2 separate regions of the Mus musculus genome follow, and region 2 is linked to region 1. A link is a contact called in ENCODE Hi-C or POLR2A ChIA-PET data. All regions are on one chromosome and are shown on one strand. The core of a region is the stretch at or near the end of the contact, and the rest is flanking DNA. Distances in the headings are between cores, read along the strand shown. Region 1 holds the start of AI115009 (expressed sequence AI115009). Region 2 holds the start of Pigk (phosphatidylinositol glycan anchor biosynthesis, class K).

Region 1 (6,807 bases), core at 1,361-3,860:
TTCACAAATTTTATTTAATTCTCAAAATTGAGCTAATTAAAATTTGATCTCCCGGGCTGGTGAGATGGCTCAGTGGGTAAGAGCACCTGACTGCTCTTCCGAAGGTCCGGAGTTCAAGTCCCAGCAACCACATGGTGGCTCACAACCACCCATAATTAGATCTGATGCCCTCTTCTGGTGCGTCTCAAGACAGCTACAGTGTACTTACATATAATAAATAAATAAATCTTTAAAAAAAAATTGATCTCCCTCCCTCTGCTCAAATAAAGCTGTAGCTTGAGCAACAGCGGCTTATGTGGACCAAGAAATAGGTCCAAGGAAAGATCCTGAAACAGACATTCAAATGGTGAGTTTTTAATTTGAAGCATTTAGAGTGCTGGTTTCTACCAGACCCCAGATGCCAGGAGTCTGTATGTAGCTTTTGCCTCCTTTCTTCCACATACCCTCTCCAGAGTGGGCCCTTGCAGGCAGTTAGAGATCATATTCCCTGGAGACCCAGAGCATCTCTCAAAGAGCAGTGAAAAGACATCTGTGGGAAATGAGTCATCTTGGTAGCTGTGGGGAGGATGGGTGCACCTTGGTCTGTAACTGGGTAGGCACCAGTACACCTCACCAGCCGTCTCCTGTTAGGGCGTTCTGATGGCCCTTGGGCCAGTGACCACTTTGCAGTTTAAAGCAGACCCCAGCTCTCCACCACTCAGTCCTCTCTTCCTCCTTCAGCTCCTCCCAGCAGAAAAGATTCTTTGACTGCTCACTAAATCTTACGCTAAGGATTTCAGGCCTTCTACTCAAATGTTTAAGTTGCTCCAACTTTTCTTAAGGGCTGGGTACTCCAGTGTTAAAAGACCCAACAGAATCCTTCCTCTTTCCCTACTTCCAACTCCCTATCACTGAAAGGCCATTAACTTAAGAATATATGAATTCTCTGACTTGGGTTTTTCCCCCCTGGAAGAGCTCCTGGAGGAGCTCATGATAAGTGGTGTCTGTCTGTCTGTCTATCGTCTGTGGTGTGTGTGGGAGTGTCTGTCTGTGGTAAGTTTGTGGGGGGGGGAGTGTCTGTCTATAGTGTGTATGGTGTGTCTGTATAGTGTGTGTGTGGGGGGGTGTCTGGTGTGTGTGTCTGGTGTGTGTGTCTGGTGTGTGTGTGTGTGTGTGTGTGTGTGTGTGTGTGTTTGTGTGTGTGTGTGTGTGTGTAGAAGCAAAACTGTATCCAGCTCCAATCGCCCGGTTCTTGGCTCCTTGGTGCCCTGGCTGCCCTGGCTGCGTTGCGGGCTGGGGAGTGACTGCAGCCCGCGCGTCCCCACCCCCGCGCCCCGCGCCCGCCCGCGCAGCGTGACTGGCGGCCGCCGCAGCGAGCTCCGGAGGCGCGGGCCGAGCGCGCAGAGCCGGGAGGCGGCGGCTGGTGGCGTCGGCCGCGTGGTCCTCCTCCGCGCCCCTCCCCTGGCGCTCGCGCTGCCTGCGCCCGGGAAGCCGCTGCTGCTCGCTGCTGGCTGGCGCGGGGACCGGCGCGGACGCGGGGGCGACGGGAGCGCGGACTGCACAGCTGCCCGGGAGTCGCTGAGGGGACCCCGGCCTGAGCGCATCCAAGTGAGGGCTGCGCCCCGCCAGCCCCAACCTCGGGAGCTTCCCCTCCTGCTCCCCACTGCACGCGCGCCGTACAGCCATGAACACCAACGACGCCAAGGAGTACCTGGCCCGGAGGGACATTCCTCAGCTTTTCGAGGTAAGAGGCTGGGGTGGCCAAAGGATCCCCAGCGAATGTCCCGAGGGCCAGTGCCCGGCTGCACCTTCCGGTGTAGGGTCCCTAATGAAGGCGCTCACAGAGGCTCGCCGTTCCCTTCGCCCCAGACAAGTCGCCTTGTGCGCTCGGGTCGCTCGGGTCCTTTTCAAATGCAGGCTTCGAAACCCGTATCTTGGGATCAAGTTTCCCTCTTCAAGCTGGGTACTGGATGCAGGCTGTCCCCAGAGTATCCCTCCGAGATGGGCACCCAGAATGGACAGCAGATCGTGGCCTGGCAGCACTCTCTGGGACTGAGGGTCAAGCCAGGTGAGACCAGTGTCGCCCACACGGAGGCAGGACAGGAAACTGAAGGTTCCAGAGTCCTAAACATTCCAGGCGCCAAGCGTTGGGACCCCTTGCAGGGGAGGGAAAGCGTGGACGAAGCGACTCTCCCGGGGGGGACGGCTTGAGGAGAAGGATGAAGATGGAGAGGGAGAAAAAAAACCCACACACGCATATATACACACAGCCCAGCCGATCCAGTGCAGCGCTATCTCCTGGGTCCCTGAAGCTCTAAGCGGCCAGTCAATGAACTCCCGAGCGCGTTTGCTGGTTGCTTGAAAGGTCCTCCCAGCCTCCAGCGCCAGCCCTCGCGCCCACCTACACAGACTGGGTTCGACTGGGAGCGGCCAGACAGGCGTGACTCCTGTTGCTGGCCTCTGCTGGGCTTAGCAGCAGCATCCAGCATCCGCACCAGGGACAGGGGATAGGAATGTGAGGAAGGAGGCTTGAGGAATGAGCTAAAGGTACCTGCTTCCCAGAGAGAAGTCCTGCTTCCTATTATTCTCTCCACATTCCGTCTTAAAACACCCTAAATCCGAAGCGCTTTTGCTTAGGTTATAAAACAAAATAAAAATTAAAAAAAAAAAAAAGGACGGCACCAATCCAAGCCTCATAGGATGAGCCTTAAAAATTTTGGCCTCCAATTCTGAAGGAAATGGAAGAGTAATATTATAAACCAAAGGCCACACATTGTTCTTTTTCCTGTTTAGGGGATTTTTTTCTGTTAGAAGGAAAGTGCAGTGCTTAAGACAATAATTTTTGCAATACCCCCAAACTATGTTTATTTAACCCAGGATACCATAATTACAGTGCTTGGACAGCTTTTTTTGCTGTTTTTGTAAATGTGGAAATGAAGAGCTGAAATATTTTTTTAAATTATAAATGTTAAGACCAAAACCGATTTTATTTCTATGCTTCTAAAAGAATGATAGATACACGCCTGGCGGAGTCTCCTGACATTTCTCTTCCGTGGTGCCAGGTAATGTACAGGGAGCCAGGGTGGTCTGCTCACAGAACTCTGTATGGAGTGTGCTAATGAGCCCTGGTAGGTAGCTGCTTAGGCTTCAAGCTTCCCGTTGGCTTTTCTGCATATGAATGGAATGTCCCCAAATACTGCACACACTCAAAAGGACGTCAGCTTGCTTACCTGAGAGGCACTAAACGCTGTATACTGAGACTCAGTTCAGGACAGCAAAGAGCTGGAGAAGACTATAGAGACTTCTAGGTTCCATTTGAACAGTGAGACCGATTCACTGCACAGCTTAGAGGGAAGCAGGACCTGATTGTCCATGTGACGAGTACAGACCACAAAAATCCAACACCTCAGATTTCTAAAATGGATTTTCTGTGCCAGAATCCACACTGTTCTAAGTTTAACCAGGTGCCTTCCAAAACCCCAGATGGTTGCAGATAGATAGTACATGCCATTACAGATCACAGTAACAGGTGGCTGATGCAATGTATCACCACCAAAGCCTAGAATATAATGGAACTTTTCAGATCTCTTTGGGTGGTACAGAGTATCTGCTAGGTTTGTGGTTGAAAAGTACTCCCGCTTTAAAAATAAATTAAAAACAAAACACAACAGAACGTTTGCAGCTGGTTCTGCTGTGTTCCTAATTCGCCTTTGTAATATAACTATTGGTCTCTGACCTTAGATCAGAGGTTGGCAATTAGTTGAATGCTATCAAAAGTCTAACTAGATTATTTACATATTCAGAGGGTTAACTCAGAGACTAAGCAATAGCACCAGTAGACTACCTATATTCAGTCCTGGGCTGCTGCTGGCACTTAGGAAAAAGGACTTAAGTTACCAGTGAAAGACTGAAGCTCACTGTTACCGATTTAAGAATCAGTGCCCTTTGGGGAGCTAGTTTTGTTTAGGAAAACTTGAAATGTCTGTCTCCCAGTTGGAAAACTTGCCTTGCGTATACCCACCCAACTTAAGCCTTTAGGAAAAGACAAAATTAACAGGCCTGGATTTTAAGTATTAATATTGTGGCTGGGTTATATATGGGGTTGAGAGAATCTGGTATTTTGATTTACCCCATTCCATGTTTTTATAAAATATACAAAGAAGGTTTTATGAGAAGCTGGCTCGGAGTCCTGAACCTAAGACCATCTGAGTAAGTATGCTTAAGAAATCCACTGATAACTCTGAAACACGATCTGCTGACCCAAACCTAGAGGCAGGGATGCCCACAGGCTTGAGTGTACACAAGGGCTCATGGGAGAGCCACAAGACCCCGTGTGTCGATGCAGTCGGTTCTGGCCCACAGAGTAACGGGAGCGTGGGAAGCTAACCTGCCGCACAGAAATCGCATGACACTTCCTCTGCCTCCTCAGCAGCTGAACTCATCTGATGGAACCACAAACCCAAACCCATTCCACTCAGGGTTCCCGAAAACAAAGGCACCTGCTGGGAACTGCCTGCCCTTGGGGGGAAATGGAACTGATTTAAAAATTAAAAGCTGTGGTAGGGTTTGTCAACCTTCGGAAGGTTGTGTGCCTTATGCATTAGTAATGTATAGGTGAGAGTAATGTATAGGTGAGAGTAATGTATAGGTGAGAGTAATGTATAGGTGAGAGTAATGTATAGGTGAGAGTAATGTATAGATGAGAATAATGTTTGCTTTTTCCATGAAACATTCTAAAGGAAAATATTCTTTGCACTTCAGACCAGGTTCCAGGAGTGGACATTTTCAAAGATGTAGAATTTGTGGGAACTAGTGTGTGCTAGTCTCCGTGAGTTACACACACCAGGCACTTGAGGGGTCCCTGCAAATACTGTGACTGGCAGGAACATGGGCCAAAAGAGATAGGATTAGAGAAACTCGGGTTCACTTGATTTAGCCAGCGCTGATTGAAACTTCTGGAGCCTGACACCAAATGCTTTATTTTTTACATATTTAAACACAATAAAACTTAAAGAAAAGTTTTCTCATGACAGTTGTCCCAGCAAAGCTTTAGGCATGGCCACACCCAAACGCCTTTACAAAGTGCATCTCCTTAGCAAAGCACCTGTGACCTTTACATATAGAATGTGTTCTGTTGACTGACAAGCAGTGCTCAGGCCCTATGGGGAAGGGTTTATGATAAGCCCAAGGATAGATTCTATTGACTGAGAGACAATGCTCAGGATTCTAGGAGATTCTGGTGCAGGTTAGCATCAAAGACTAGCAAAAGATCACCAGATCAAACAGCATCCACTCCAACCTTCTGGTGAACAGCTGTCAGTTTCTTCCACTGAAGACCAAAGCCTGTGTGGTTAACAGTTCTCATTTCTCTAGTGCTTATTATGTGTGAGCACGTGGACCTCTTGCCCTGTACAAGGTTTCACGAATTAAAAACAAGTCAGACCGTACTTTCTCCTCTGTAATCGTATAGATACTGTGATCGTATAAATACTATAGAGATTTACTGCACATCAATCAGCATTTTAAAAACTGACCTCAAAATGTTAGATTTGTTTTTAGTATTTGTGTGTGTGTGTGTGTGTGTGTGTGTGTGTGTGTGTGTGTGTGTGTGTGTGTGCCTGTGGAAGTCAAAGGTGCCAGATGCCCTGGAGCTGGAATAAGCAGTTGTAAGCTGCCTGATGTGGGTGCTGGGAACCAAACCTGGGTCCCCTACAAGAGCAACCGAGCCATCTTAAGCACTGAGCCATCTTTCCAACCCTGGTGTCAATTTCAAGTCTCACTTAAACATGAGTTTGGAATTATCTTTTAATCCTAATCCTAAAACGCCAACATGTATGTACTATACATGTATGCACTACACACCAGGGAGGAAGAGAGCACATAACTAACATTCCAGGATAAACAACAAGCGTGGCGTTTCTTCCTGACAATCAGGTGGTCATCCTGAGTCCCACAGGAACACGAGAGAAAGGGGCCACAGGCCAGCCTAGGCTTTCAGCAGAGGCTTGCGATAATAGGAAGGGCTTCCCACGCCACACTTGGTCTTGCTTTGATGGTGCTTTTCTGTATTAAAACACACATCTGTCTTGCTATTTGAAAGGCAGAGGATACTGAGCTGAATTCTCACTTGTGCTCAGCGCGATGGCTCGAGCCTTCAATCCCAGTACTCGGGAGGCAGAGACAGTTGGATCTCCATAGGTTTGAGACCAGCCTGGTCTACATAATGAGTTCTAGGCTAGCCAAGGCTACATTGCAAGACCCTGTCTTAAAACAACAACAACAACAACAACAACAAAAAAAAAAAACCCCAAAAACAAAAAACAAAACCAAAGAAAACACAATTAACTGGTTACAACGTTAGGGGTTATCTTAAATCCTCAATTAAATCACAGTTTCGATCCAAGCTGTTTATGAAATGAAATGCAAGAACAGAGAGAGGACTGCTGGGGACCACAGTGCCTGGTTGGTTAAAATTATACTAAACAGCCATAGTAACAAAGCCAGCAAGATAAAGGCATAGAGCCAGATGTGTAGACCAATGGAACAGAAGAAAGAGCCTGGAAAAAAATGCACAAAGCTACAGACTCCCAACTTTTGACAAAGATGCTGAAACAAACACTAGAGAACAGACAGACAGACAGACAGCCTCCTTAACAAGTGGCACTGGGTATTTATGTGCAGAATGAAACTCCCACCTTGTAAAAAAAATTGATTCAAAGTGAATGAAAGTCGTTATATAATATAGACCGGAAACCCTGGAACAACTAGAGGAAACCAGGGAAGACATATCAAGAGCCAGGCATAAGCAAGCAAGCAAACAACAACAAA
Region 2 (6,927 bases), core at 2,625-5,124, 47 kb before region 1:
GTCACACAGGCAATTTGTCTTTTCTTCTCTTACACCTTTCTGCATGATTTGAATTTTCTACAACTATCACTTCTTGCAAACATAAAAATCAATAAGACAGCATAAGTATAGTTATCTATAAACTAGTACTACAGAGAAACATAATTACTCACTTCAAGCATTAAAATAATTCTGTATTTGTAAGTGTTTTTTGTAATGACAGCACCTCAAATATATTCTTGTATTTATTTACAAATCACCACTTGGCAGAAGATTTTAAAGTAAGAAATATTAGTAGCTGTTGTCAATTTAAAATAAAGTTTAAAAAAAAAAAAAAAAAAGAGTTGCTGCTTTTTCTATAGTGGCCACACCTGTAAACCCAGCACACCAGGGGTAGAGGCAAGGGGGCCAGCAGTTCAAGGCCAGCCTCAGCTGCACAGTGAGTCTGAACCAGCCTGGGCTACACAAGTCCCCTCTTCAGAGAGAGACAAAGTGGGGTGGGGGAGGAAGAGGGAGGGGGGAAAGGGAGAAGAGATAGAGGGAGGGGCAGGGAGTTGGAAAGGGAGAAGAGATGGAGGGAGGGGGAAAGGGAGAAGAGATAGAGGGAGGGGGAGGGAGTTGGAAAGGGAGAAGAGATGGAGGGAGGGGGAAAGGGAGAATAGATAGAGGGAGGGGGAGGGAGGGGAAAGGGAGACAAGATGGAGGGGGAGAGAGGGGGAAAGGGAGAAAAGATAGAGGGGGGAGGGCTTTCTTTTTCTATCAAAATTCTTATTTTAAGGGATAAATTTTATTTTTAAAAATTTAATTCACAATTCACAAAACTGTTTAGATACATATCTAACGTGAGCACCAAGATATATGTTTGAAGAGCATACTTACCAAAACAGCCCAGTTATTTGTGTGTCCACTTCTAAAGAACTGTTCGGCTTGATCCTGTGGGTCAGATAAAGACAAGACCATTCACACATACACACATTTTATGAAAACATACGATTTTCCAGAATTAAAGAGGGGTAAACAACATTTAGGACTCTTGGACCTTTTTATTTGAATTTTTAGATTTACTTATGTGCATACATGCTTTGCCTGTATGTATGTATGTATGTATGTCCACACAGGCCAGAGGAAGGCACTGGACCCTCTGGGACTGGTGTACTAGACAGGTGCTGGGAACCAAACCTGGGTCCTCTGGAAAAGCTTCCTGACCTTAACCACTGAGCCAGCGCTCGCCCCTCGGGGCTTCTCTACACTAGCAATCAAGTTCACTTGTGAAGATGCTGTACTTGGCCTTACGAACAGAATAATCAAACATAAACTAGCAAGTACTTTAGGCTCAGCAGGTAAAGGTGCTTGCTGCCAAGTCTGGGGACCTGGGTTCAATCCCACAGTAGAGAAAACTGACTCCCTTACGCTGTCCTCTGACACCCACAGATACATACAAGGAATTAATGTTGATTAACTAAATGTCAATTAATGTAACCTCTAAAAGATCCTATCTCAGTGCAAAAAGCCCTACCTAATTTAAGGCACTACCTGAGGAGAAGCCCTAACCGAGACAGCTGCACATTAAGCAAAGTAACTTTAACTAGGATGCTTGGCTCCTGGGCCGAAGGTATAAGTTAACGGCAGAGCCTTTGCCTACCAACCATCAGCCCAGACTTTCATCTCTAGTGCAGAGAAGTAAGTAGGGAACTAAGTAAATCCACTTGTCCCCTTCCACACACTCTGAGCAACCCCACCCCAGCGTCATTGACACAACTACACAAGTATGCTGCATGGGTGTCCTTGCTTTAAAACTAGGAAGCATTAAACAAATGCAAGTGAATTACTGAAGTCACATTTTAGTCTTTCTGTATGGAATTTATCTCTTTTAAAAATTAGGTTATCATTTAAAACTGCGGTGCGCGCGCGCACACGCGCGCGCGCACACACACACACACACACACACACACCATCTTCTCTACCATGACTCATGCTCTCACTGTGCTCCTTGTCTTCTTGGGCACCAGTAGTTTATTGTGAACGTTACAATCCCCTCTTCCCACAGCATCTAAGCTCTAACTGGGTTATTGTGAACATTACAATCCCTCTTCCCACAGGAGCTAAGCTCTAACTGGGGCACATTACTAGAGCAGTTGGGACGTCTGAATTCAAACCTGGATCTACCTACCACTCGCTGACTTGAGCATACCTTAGAGCATCTTGGCTTACCTACACCCACCCACCCCCACTCCCCCACCCCCCACCCTTCATCATCTACAGAGCTGGTAGCAGACTCACAATGTAGGAGCAGAGAATGCAACAAAGTGATTGCCTAACAAATGGAGATTTCAGCTGTGTGGCTAGCAGGAAAGTTTCAGAGACAAAAAGTTCCAGGCAAGTGTGAGAATAGACCCACTGCTACAACCACCCTCAGCCCCCAAAACCATTCTAACAGCTGCCCAGACACTGAACAAAGCAGCAAGCAGGGTGCTACTGTGGATAACCCCTGGTTTAGGCATGGGAAGGCCTGAGCTAAAATTGAGCGGTACATGACACTGGGGCAAGTCAGTTTGCACTTTAAGCTTGAATTTCTCCAAAAGAAAATGAGATTTGACCTAAATAATCTCTAGCGTCCTTTCTAGGCTCAAACTTGTTGCTCCATTGAAACTTTACTGAGAACTCTGTAGCAGCAATGTAACGTTAATCAGTCAACATTTAGTTAACGGAGCACCTTCTACGTGCCAAGCACCACGGAATACGGTGATAGGAAAATCACCAAAAGGCATGCAATCTTCTCTCAAGCACATCAGAGTTTAATACAGGTGGACATGTAAATGCACTGCACTACAATGTACAATTACGGATTCACTGTATGCTTAGACATCTATCCTGTCGGGGATGACAGCAGATCACAGTGCGTGCCTTCATCAGAGATTACTGTCCAGTTAAATAGACACACGTTAGCAAAGAACTCACCACACAATATATAAAGACACCAAATGTGGTCTGTAATTGTAACAGGGGAACATGACTTTGTAAGGGAAGGTTTCCCTACAGAAGTGACATTTTGGGCGAATACCCAAAAGATGAAAAGACAATTCCAGACCAAAAAAAAAAAAATTGGGCCAATGGCAAAAGGGTCCCAGTGGTTTGTGAAACTGAAAGCTTAACAAAGCTAGACATTTAAAGAAGGTGTAAGAGATTTCAAGAAGGGGTCCTGAGTGACATGATCAGGTCAGCATTTGAAAAGTTACTCCGTCCTCAGCTCAGAGAACAGACTAAACCAGAACTGCCCCTGCTGAGTTAGGAGACTAGGGCAGCCTCGGTGATAAACTTGGACGAGGTGTTTTTACAGTGTGTGCTGACGCCCGGGCAAGCAGGTCTAAAAAATAATGCTAGAAATCCAAGTCGCGTCGCTGGGGAAATCGCTGGTAACAGCATCGTAAAGAAACCAGACGTCCTGCAGCCTCAGGGAGGAGGAGGTCAGGGCGGAGGAGCAAAACACCAAAGCCATGACAGTCCCCACGCGTGCCCTGCCTGTCACAGGAGCAGAGGACCGGGTCCTCCTCCCTCGTCACCGCTGGCTTCGCACTCTTAACAGGGCGTTCTAAAAGGCTGTGTCCGGTCCCTGTCCTCAGGACGGACGGTCCTGAATCCCACAACACAGCCCGGGGAGGGAAGACGCTGCAGGCGGCTGCCCTCAGGGGCCGTGCGTCCTGCACCTGAGGCGCTCACAGTCACACGGTCCTCCCTGGGGTCGGTCCTCAACAGACACCGATGCCTACCTCGATGTGTCCAGCGGCAGAGCTGCCGAGAGACAAGAGCGCCAAGGCGGCCAGGGTAGCCACCCGCAGAGTGAGGAAGCAGGGGGCCGCCATGTTTGCCGGCTTCTCACGCCCCGAAGAGCAAAGGGGCGGGGCGAGTGCCGTAAAGCAGCGCTGCCGCTGCCGTGCACGGGGGGGTGTGGTTTGGTTTGTTCTTCCCATGGTAGTGGCCTTGAGTTGTTTTAGTTTTTGTTTTGTTTTGTTGCTTCATTTTGTTGTTTTGTTTTGTTTGCCACCGCATACACCTTCCTCCATTCAGGTTCTGGAGTGGCCGGGGCAACCTAATTGGAGAATTACTTACTCAGCTATGTTTCTAGGTTTGTTTTGTAAAATAGACACAATATTTAAGGAGGAAATTTTAAAAAGATAATTTGGGGATCCACAATATTTGATGTTTCCCTTTGGTGTGGTGCTATCAGTTAGTTGGCTATGTGGTCCAAGATTTCTAAATCTTAAAGGACGACAAAATGGAAATATGATCACTGGGGTTTAATGACTGCCAACCTACAGGGGAAAAAAAATGGGTTCAGTGAAGGATGTTGCTTCAAGAGATCAAGTCAGAAAGAGGTGGCACCCAACACCTGCTTCTGGCTTCCATAAGTGGGCCTGTAAACACACACACACACACACACACACACGTACACACACGTACACACACGTACACACAGACACCATACAGAAGGGAAAAAATATACAGTATTTCTGGTCATTCTGTTTTCTAATTTTGAAAAAAATTTTTGTTGTAACACTATTACTCATCCATTTTAATTATTCTTTGAATATTTCTTTTAATTTTTTTTGAGACAAGGTCTCATTATGAAGCCCTGCCTGACCTAAAGCTACCTTGAACTCACAGAGAGACCTGCCTACCACTGTCTCCCACGTGCTGACATTAAAAGCACGTGCTACCATGGCCAGTTTTGCTTGAAAGTGTTTTGTGTCCTTTTTGTTTCACACACACACACACACAAAACAACTTTAGTTTTTGGATTTTATGTAACGTGTATGGATATTTTTCCTACATATATGCCTAAGCACAATGTGTGTGCATTGCCTGCAGAGGTCAGAAGTGGACATCAGATCCTCTGGAACCAGAGATGGTTGTTAAATCACCACGTGGGTTCTGAAAACTAAACCCAGGACCTTTGCAAGAGCAGCCAGTACTCTTAACCACTGAGCTATCTCTTCACTCCCCACAAAAGCCCTTTTTTTTTAATTGGATATTTTATTTACATTTTTAATGTTATCCTCTTTCCATGTTTCCCCTCTGGAAACCCTCTATCCCATCACCCCTCCCACTGCTTCTACTACAACAGACTGACCTACACTGACAGCATTTCCCTACACTGAGTCATCTAGCCTTCACAGGACCAAGGGCCTCGTCTCCCACTGATGCCCAACAAAATTATCCTCTGCTGCATATGCAGCTGGAGCCATGGGTCGCTCCATGTGCACTCTTTGATTGGTGGTTTAGTCCCTGGGAGCTTTGGGGGGTCTGGTTGGTTGATATTGTTGTTCTTCCTACAGGTTGCAAACCCCTTCAGCTCCTTCAGTCCTTTCTCTAACTCCTCCATTGGGGTCCCCATGATGAGTCCAATGGTTGGCTGCAAACACCCACCTCTGTATTTGTCAGGCTCTGGCAGTGCCTCTCAGGAGACAGTTATATCAGGCTCCTGTCAACAAGCACTTCTTGGCATCCACAGTAGTGTCTGGGTTTGGTGACTGTATATGAGATGGATCCACAGTAACCCTCCAAAATCTCTGAGGAGAAACCTGCTCAGCAGGTTCTTCTTGAAATTCATGTAAATGAAGCATTCCCAGGCTTACCCCCCCACCAATAACATTTACCCACCTTGTAAGTCCCCACACACTCCCCAAGATCTATACAGCCCCGTATAAAGTTGAACTGTCTCACTGAAGTTGATCCCAGAAGTCAATGCATTGGTATTCTTAGCTTTCTGAACCCTGGTCCCCCACTTCTGCTCCCTTTTTCCACGAGGGCCAGTGGCGAACAGCCTCCAAGGAGAAGAGAAAGTCACAGTGAAGCTGAGGACAAACAGAAAAGCTGTCAGGACAAACACAGCAACCTGTGTGCACACTCCAGAGCAGAAAGAAGTTTAGATTAACAGAGGAATGGTGAGGGTTACATTGGACTTGCAGTTCAGAGAACACAATACAGGCTGTTATGAAGGAGGCTATCTTGGTAAGTAGATGTCCCCTGTCCTTGGGGCTTTGAGGGTTCAGGGATGAGTTTTGATGTGTATCCTACGGGCCTGAAAAGCTTCAGAGTGGGGTGATCATACCAGTCCCATTCAGGAGAATGTGCTGAATAGAGAGCATTTGGAAAACTGCTACGACAGTCAACCGTGGCTTAGAGCAGTGTTAAGAGTTTAGGAAAAACGTATGGATACTTCATTCCTCCTTAGAACAGGGAACAAAATACCCATGAAGGGAGTTACAGAGACAAAGTTTGGAGCTAAGACAAAAGGATGGACCATCCAGAGACTACCCCACCCGGGGATCCATCCCATAATCAGCCACCAAACCCAGACACTATTGCATATGCCAGAAAGATTTTGCTGAAGGGACCCTGATATAGCTGTCTCATATGAGGCTATGCCAGTGCCTGGCAAATACAGAAGTGGATGCTCACAGTCATCTATAGGATGGAACACAGGTGCCCCAATGGAGAAGCTAGAGAGAGCACCCAAGGAGCTGAAGGGGTCTGCAACCCTATAGGTGAAACAACAATATGAACTAACCAGTACCCCCCGCCCCCAGCTCTGTCTCTAGCTGCATATGTAACAGAAGATGGACTAGTCAGCCATCATTGGGAAGAGAGGCCCCTTGGTATTACAAACTTTATATGCCCCAGTACAGGGGAATGCCAGGGCCAAGAAGTGGGAGTAGGTGGGTAGGGGAGCAGGGCAGGGGAGGGTATAGGGAACTTTCGGGATAACATTTGAAATGTAAATAAAGAAAATATCTGATAAAAAAAAAAAAAAGAAAAAAAAAGAGTTTAGGAAAAATGACAAAAAGCAAGAGGGGCTTTGAAGTAAGTAGCAACCAAAAGAACATAGTGATGACTTATATCTTGGAAGAAGAGACAGATCACTTCTAGAAAAGCACACCTGAGTACATT

What was found. A loop is a pair of places that touch in the nucleus more often than their neighbours do. ChIA-PET counts read pairs that join two places held with the same protein, here RNA polymerase II (POLR2A).
Region 2: a map of left cerebral cortex shows a loop between it and region 1 (2.5-fold over the local background). The contact joins the promoter of Pigk here to the promoter of AI115009 in region 1. A Hi-C loop is called at or near these places in 2 of 37 maps with a recorded cell type or tissue (both left cerebral cortex). POLR2A ChIA-PET finds 5 or more read pairs at or near these places in 3 of 5 experiments (Patski and embryonic stem cell).

The regions. Positions count from the first base shown.
Region 1 is chr3:152,662,716-152,669,522 of GRCm38, reverse strand. AI115009 (expressed sequence AI115009) reads right to left here and starts at 2,610. Exons shown (of 4, transcript NR_040386.1): 1 at 1,691-2,610. Ak5 (adenylate kinase 5) reads left to right here and starts at 1,163. Exons shown (of 14, transcript NM_001081277.2): 1 at 1,163-1,723. The coding sequence starts at 1,664.
Region 2 is chr3:152,711,047-152,717,973 of GRCm38, reverse strand. It overlaps Pigk (phosphatidylinositol glycan anchor biosynthesis, class K), which reads right to left and starts at 3,874. Exons shown (of 11, transcript NM_025662.5): 1 at 3,747-3,874; 2 at 859-912. The coding sequence starts at 3,839.